Linked DNA regions of Homo sapiens: region 2 is linked to region 1. Evidence: chromatin contacts called from ENCODE Hi-C or POLR2A ChIA-PET data. All regions are on one chromosome and are shown on one strand. The core of a region is the stretch at or near the end of the contact, and the rest is flanking DNA. Distances in the headings are between cores, read along the strand shown. Region 1 holds the start of LINC03027 (long intergenic non-protein coding RNA 3027). Region 2 holds the start of OTUD1 (OTU deubiquitinase 1).

Region 1 (3,217 bases), core at 350-2,849:
TTAAAAAATTGGTGAATAAAGGGAACCAACTAGCAAAGAAGGTGGTTGTGGCAAATGTAAAAATAAGAAGAAAGATGTAGTGAAAGGATGAAAGGGCCCTGGGAGTGGAATAATATGAAAGAGGGGACTTTTGTGTTTTGTTCACTGCTGTATCTACAGCATCTAGAACAATGCCTGGCACATGAAAAATGCTCAACAAATACAGTGTACTTGTTGAATAAATGACCTCCAAGGATACCTCCAGTTTTGTGTACCAGGATGCGATAATTACTGGGTGATTGAGGAATACACTAAATTTTTAACTTTTTTATTTAGAGCTTTCCAGCAGTACTGACACAGGTGTTATAAACTTTCCCTGCCAAGATGTGGCCTTTTCCTAACGAAAAGTTCCAAAGGAATGGAGATTGAGACTGGAGTAGTTTCTTAGAGGAGGTGGCTACTCCGATCCTCTTCACTCCAAAATAAAGTGTACTCCCGCTCACTTCCCTCAAAACAAATCCACCACTTATAAATGTGCAACCTGTGGGGCCATTTTTGAAACGTGTAATAAATAGGAGGATGTGGCCAATTTTCAGCTGAAACACTCCCCAGATATGCCTCCAAGCACTGTGTACACCACCATCTTGTAGGTGTTCTGAATGTCCCCAAGCCCCATGTTTTGCTCACGAGGCATGCCACCCTAACTCCCTGCTGCTGGAAATGAGAATATGTCTGAGGGTAACAGATGAACAGTAATAAATGGCTTCCATTTTCTTCATACATTTTTGATGGGCTGACCTCAGAGAACCAATCCCTCTAATGAAGTGGAAGGCATCCTAGAAGTGAGAGCTCACTTGTTTCACTTTCTTATTTGGAAAATGGAATGCTGGCGTGACCCCTTCTTAGCTATTCCTAATGTATTACTGCTCCAAAACACAAAGAGCAGGTTCAGAGATAACTTCTCCTTGCATCATTCGCCTTTTGGTTTTATGTTTGTCTCACAATAACTTTAGATAATGTGCCCTGTTTCTTTTTTTTCCACTGATTCAGCAAGTATTTACAAAGCCCCCAGAACACTGCTAGGTACCCTGCTAGGCTCCAGGGAACAAAAAATTCCCTGCTCTCCAAAAGGAGATAAAAATCAAGTGGGCAGAGAAGCCAATAAACGTGTAAAATGCGTTATCATACCAGGAGGTTATAAATGCTACAAAGAGAAATAAAACAGGAGTATGGGAGATGGGCAGTAACAAAAAGCTCTAAATCCAAACTTTACTACGCTGCTGTCAAAAAAAAAAAATATTCTATGCTCCCCCCAACCCTGTTTTGTTTTTTGTTTTGTTTTGTTTTGCCCTTGCAGCTTGCCAGCTCTAACAATAGCTGCCTTTTAAATAGTAGTCACTCTGAGGGATGAGAAATTACCTAATGGGTCCAAAGGACACTATTTGGGTGGGGGCAGCACTGAAAGCCCAGACTTCACCACTCTGCAATACCTGGAAGCAACAAAGCTGCACTTCTACCTCCTGAATCTAAAAACAAAACTAAAATAAACAATAGATTCTTCACTGCTGACTCCAAGCCCCTTTCTTAGGTTCGGTTTCCTCCCGCTTCTCTGACCAGGCGCTTCCATGGGCTCTGCATAAAAATTCGAAGATGATGGGATCCCCAAATCAGCTAGCAGCCCCACAGCCCTCCCGCCTTCCTCCCCTCTCTCCACGCCTCCCCCAGGCCGGCGATGCCGTCAGGGCCCGTGTCTGAGGCGTCCGGTGGATTCAGCAGAACAAACATCATAAAAAGATTATTTGCGAGAGGAGAAGACGATGCTGTGAGAACTTGGTCCCAGAGACCGTCTCAGAGCAGCAGAAAAACCGCAGGAAACCTAAGGAGCACGACCCTGACGGCGACGGAGGGGGTGCGCGCGGACAGCACTGTCACCTCCCGCCGACGCCAGGGCTCAAATCGGAACGAAGACTGGGCGGCCACAAATGCCGGCTTCTCCTTTCTTTCGCTGAGGCGGAGAAATCGCCCAGCGGTGCCCGGCGCGCCTCCCGCGGAAAGCGGGCGGTGACCATTCCGACAGGCCGTCCGCAGCGCTCCCTTTCCGCAGACAAAGCTGCCTCGAAAGGCGCTCCGCGGCTCCCGAGTCACCACGTTCCATTCGGCAGAAGAAAGCGAAAGCGGCCGCTCCCTGTCAGGCAGCCAGACAATAGCGGCGGGCAGGCCGCTCCACGCCAGCATCTTTGTTTCCCTCGCGCCGGGAAACGAAGTCTCCGGATACCACAGAAACCAGAAGCCGATACCACAGAAACCAGAGGCCGCTCTTCCCGCTCGGACGTTTACAGCGGGCGGGAGCGTGGCGGCCACCTCCGTCTTGGGGAAGCGGCAGGTTGAGCCCCGCACCTTGCTGTGCCCTCTAGAGCGAGCGGAGGAAGCAGGCGAAAAGCTGCTGCGAGATGTTGCGGCCTTGCAGACGTCTCAGCTCCTCCCGGCACGGCGGCCTGGTAAGGCGGGAAGTAGCGCCGGCCCCGCGCGGAAGGAAACGTGCAGCGCGATGCGGCTTAGCGCGGCTTTATAGAGCCGAGGCTTTATAGAGCCGCGCCCCGGCGACCCCTGCGGTGACTGCTGTCGGTCCGCGTTGTGTGTGTTCTCTGTTTCGGCCTCCGCTGCCCGCTGCGGCCTTGCCCCTGCGCCTCGGAGTAGCCGCCGCGGGCCTGTCTGCTGGAGCAAGGAGACCCGGAGGCCGTCCCAGGGGCGAGGGGGTAGCGGCCCCGGCCTCTTGGGCCCTCGGCCTCGCGCCCACCGAGCCCTCTGCCCGGGTTTGGTTGGGTGTGGAGCTTGCGACGCGCCCACTTCCTGGGCTGTGCTTCTGCCCGAGCTGATGCCTCGCCGCGACGCCAGGCCCTATCTTGACAGCGGGTGCCAGCAGGTCCAGGCCTACTGACGGGCGGAAGTCGGCCCGGTGCCCCCTCACACGCCCACACGCCGGGCGTGCCTCAGTTTCCTCTATTGTGACAGAATAGAGATGAGACGATGCAGGTTAAAATTACCTACCGGCGCATAATGAGTTCTCCAGCATCTAGCTAGTTCTACCATAGGATTAATACCCAAAACCACGTGGGTGGAGCTGAAAAACACGATGCTGTGGGGGGAAGAACCCAAAAAGCCATAGTCGGTCTGATGTCCATTTATAGGACATTCTAGAAGAAGCAACAGTGGCGATGCAAAGCAGTTGCCTGGGAAA
Region 2 (3,258 bases), core at 137-2,636, 1.0 Mb before region 1:
GGCTCTGGTCCCCATACACCGTCTTGCTGACAGCTCGGTAGAGGCAGTTGCCGTCTGGAATGATGTGGAATCGGTACTTATTCCTCTGCCGCAGATACTTGTCCTGCTTCTCCACCTCGGCCAGGTATAGGGCCAGCTTCTCGTCTCTGGGATCCGACCTGGAGACGATCACCGGCTCCGCCGCACTACTCGGGGCGGCCTCGATGCTCCCGGCGGGGGGTGCCTCGGCCTCTGGGTCGGGCCTCCGCGCCGCGTCCCCACCGGGCGCGTCGCAGCGATCGCCGCCCCTCTCCCAGCCCCTGGGGCCCCTCTCCGCCAAGTGCTCTTCGCCCCACGGACCGGGGCCGGGATCGGGGCTCCCCGGGGTCGCCGCGGGGCCTCGGTGCTTGGCGGCGGCCAGGGCCTGGCGGTGCTCGCTCAGTCGGAAGTTCCGATCGGGCCCCTCCCGTGTCGCGTCCAAGCCCGCGGGCTCGGGGCAGTCGGGCCGCAGCAGCTCCTCCAGGAGCCAGGCCGAGGAGCCCCGCCGCGGCGGGACCGGGGCTGCGGGCGCCGGGGCGAGCAGGAGGCAGCGGCCGCGCGGGGCAGCGGCGGAGCCCGCGGCGCCGGGAACGGGATCGGGCCCGTGCAGCAGGAGCCTGTCGGCGCCCAGGGCCCGCACGGTGATCTGTGCGGTGGACGTGTAGTGCGGCGGCAGCGGCGGCTTGCAGGACGCGCCGGGCGGGCCGGCGGCGGCGGAGGCGGGCGCGGCGGCCCCGGACACCACCTCGAAGCAGGAGGAGAAGGCGGGCATCTTGGCGGCGGGGACAGCGGCGGCTTCCCGGTGCTCGGCGGCCGCGGCGGGCTGGCACTCACCGGTCTCGGGCTCGGGCGCGGCGCCGGCGGCTCCCGGGGGCTGCAGCGAGACCTTGAAGGGGGTAGCGGCGGCGGGTGGCGCGGGGGCGGCGGCCGTGGGACCCGGGGCCCCGGCGGGGTAGTGGGTGCAGACGCTGCTGTAGAGCTGCATGTCCCTGCCCGCCGCTCGGCCCCTTATAGGCGCGGCGAGCCCCGGAGCGGGGGACACACCCTCCGGGCCCGGGGGAGGGGGCCGGCGGAGCGCGGTGACCCAACGGCCCCAGAATAGAGATGAGCGAAAGGCAGCCGGCCGCCGCGAGTCAGCAGCCGCGAATAGCGCCCGGGTCCCGGCCAAATTCCTGCTGCGCCACAGCGCAGGGGGGCGGGGACGGGACGCGAGCTCGACCCCTGCCGGTGCGCTCGGCCCGCAGACCCGGGGCGCCGCGCCCGCTGCAGCTGCTTCGGCCCGCGGCGGCCGCTGGGGACTCACGGAGGAAGCCGCCCGCCCCGTTGGAGCGCGTCCCGCCGGCGAGGAGGAGCGCGGTGCGCGCGGAGGCCCGGGAGGCGGGGCCGCGGTTGTTTACCTCAGGCCTCGCGGCCGCGTCACGTGGACTCACTGGAATGCGCGGCTCTTTGCGGCGCCCGATTCAGTCGCGCCTGCTCGCCCCGCCCACTCCGGCCCGCGCCCCGCCCCCTACCGCGCTCCGCCGACGTCACGGGCGTGGCCCTCGGCGCGCGAGCGCGCGCGGGCGGGGCGAGGCCGGGGGCGCGGAGGCCTGAGCAGTCCTGGGATCCTGGCTGGGCCTCCCGCCCACGTGACTCCCACGGACCGCTTCCCCCACCTGGGCACTGGGCACTGGTTTCTGCGCTGCGCCACTCTCCTCAGCGGCTGCAGTGGATGCTGCGGGATGGGAGCTGCTTGGGGCGAGTTAGCATGCTCGGAAAGCTTGCGTGGCAGGAAAGCTTCCGGCATGGGTGTGGAGAACGGAATGCTGCCTTAAAGTCTGTTTGGCCTCTGCTGGTCATGGGCTACCATCCCTGCTTGCATTCACTACTGCCTCTTTTCTTTTATCTTTTTAGAGATGGGGGTCTTACCTGTCTCCGAAGCTAGAGTGTAGTGGCGCAGTCCATAGCTCACTGCAGCCTTGACTTCCCGGGCTCAAGCGATCCTCCCGCCTCAACCTCCAGAGTAACTGGAAACCACAGGTGTGCACCACCGCACCCGGCTAATTTTCTTTCTTTCTTTCTTTCTTTTTTTTTAAGGCGAGGGTCTCACCACAGTTGCCCAGTCTGGTGTCGAACTACTGGCCTCAAGCTGTTTCCCGCCTCGACCTCCTAAAGTGTTGGGATTATGGGTCCTAGCCACCACTCGTGGAACCGCCGCGTCTTTTCCTTTTTTTTTTTTTCTTTTTCTTTTTGAGGCAAGGTCTTGCTCTGCCTTCCAGGCTGAGTGCAGTGGCGCCATCATGTCCCACTGCGACCTCGACCTCCAGGGCCCAAGTGATCCCCCTTCCTCAGCCTTGCCTTGGGCAGGGATTACAGGTGCCCAGCTAGTTTTACCACTGTGTCTTTTCTATGCATTTCCTTGGACTCACCGGTAAGGGTGAGTCCGCTAGTGGATTCTCTTGCCTTGCTAAGACAAAACCAACTTTGCACCTCTGACCTATGCCATTTGGCAAATATCTGGCTTGGGGGAAAGCAAGGAAGCCTTTTAGGCTTTTATAAACAAGCTTTCTCAGAATACCAAATGCAGTATCACTTAGGGCCCTTTGAGAATAGGTGTGAATGCTAGCCAGAGGTCAAAAGCGGTGGAGAAAGTCGTGACCTGCATTCCGGGGCAAGATAGACTATAGAAAATACTTCTACCGAGTCTTTTTGTAATACCCGCCTTTGTAAGGGAAAGCCAGAGGTAGTGGGAGACTTTTGCTATATTCTGAGCTGTGATCAAATGCTAAATTAACAGGGCCTAAACATTCGAATTGAACCCAGAGGTTGTCCTAACATTTTAGAGATAGGGAGACTGAACCTGTAGGTGATGTAGGCTGTACTCCGGTCCCCACCTTTCCGGTGGAATGTGAATTCCAGGAATTGAGAGACTTGGGTCTTGCTCTTATATTTCCATCCCCTAACACCGTGCTTGGCACATAATTGGACCTAATTAATATTTACTAAGTGAATGAGTAGATGGAAAGCGAGTTTCCAAGGTTTGTCAGACAGTGGTGAAGCCAAGATTACTATCCAGGTCCCTTGACCCTAGCCAGGGCTTTTAATTATCTTTGGGCAGTATGACTGGCAGGGTCCCAGCTCAGGTCACTCCAGCCGCTTATGTAAATTAACTCAGAAGAAGGTAAATGACTGTCTAACTTTTCAAATTCTGGTAACTACCCCATTGGGAGCTTGAAGCTCTCATGGCTAATTAGAAAAAGG

What was found. Hi-C counts contacts between places; a loop is a spot of excess contacts on that map. ChIA-PET counts read pairs that join two places held with the same protein, here RNA polymerase II (POLR2A). Pooled maps may share reads with other maps.
Region 2: a loop to region 1 is called in a map of CD8-positive, alpha-beta T cell, with 2.9 times the contacts of the local background. The contact joins the promoter of OTUD1 here to the promoter of LINC03027 in region 1. A Hi-C loop is called at or near these places in 4 of 168 maps with a recorded cell type or tissue (CD4-positive, alpha-beta memory T cell, CD8-positive, alpha-beta T cell and naive thymus-derived CD4-positive, alpha-beta T cell) and 17 of 50 pooled maps. POLR2A ChIA-PET finds 5 or more read pairs at or near these places in 4 of 52 experiments (B cell, CD4-positive, alpha-beta memory T cell, naive thymus-derived CD4-positive, alpha-beta T cell and 1 more).

What each region holds. Positions count from the first base shown.
Region 1 is chr10:22,436,311-22,439,527 of GRCh38, reverse strand. It overlaps LINC03027 (long intergenic non-protein coding RNA 3027), which reads left to right and starts at 1,599. Exons shown (of 1, transcript NR_036533.1): 1 at 1,599-3,217. It overlaps LOC105376449 (a long non-coding RNA gene), which reads right to left and starts at 2,453. Exons shown (of 4, transcript XR_001747392.2): 1 at 2,377-2,453. RefSeq lists enhancers at 1,184-1,684, 1,692-1,851, 1,685-2,185, 2,152-2,201 and a silencer at 2,672-2,851.
Region 2 is chr10:23,437,203-23,440,460 of GRCh38, reverse strand. It overlaps OTUD1 (OTU deubiquitinase 1), which reads right to left and starts at 1,386. Exons shown (of 1, transcript NM_001145373.3): 1 at 1-1,386. The coding sequence starts at 1,003. RefSeq lists silencers at 168-537, 678-1,017, 1,068-1,657.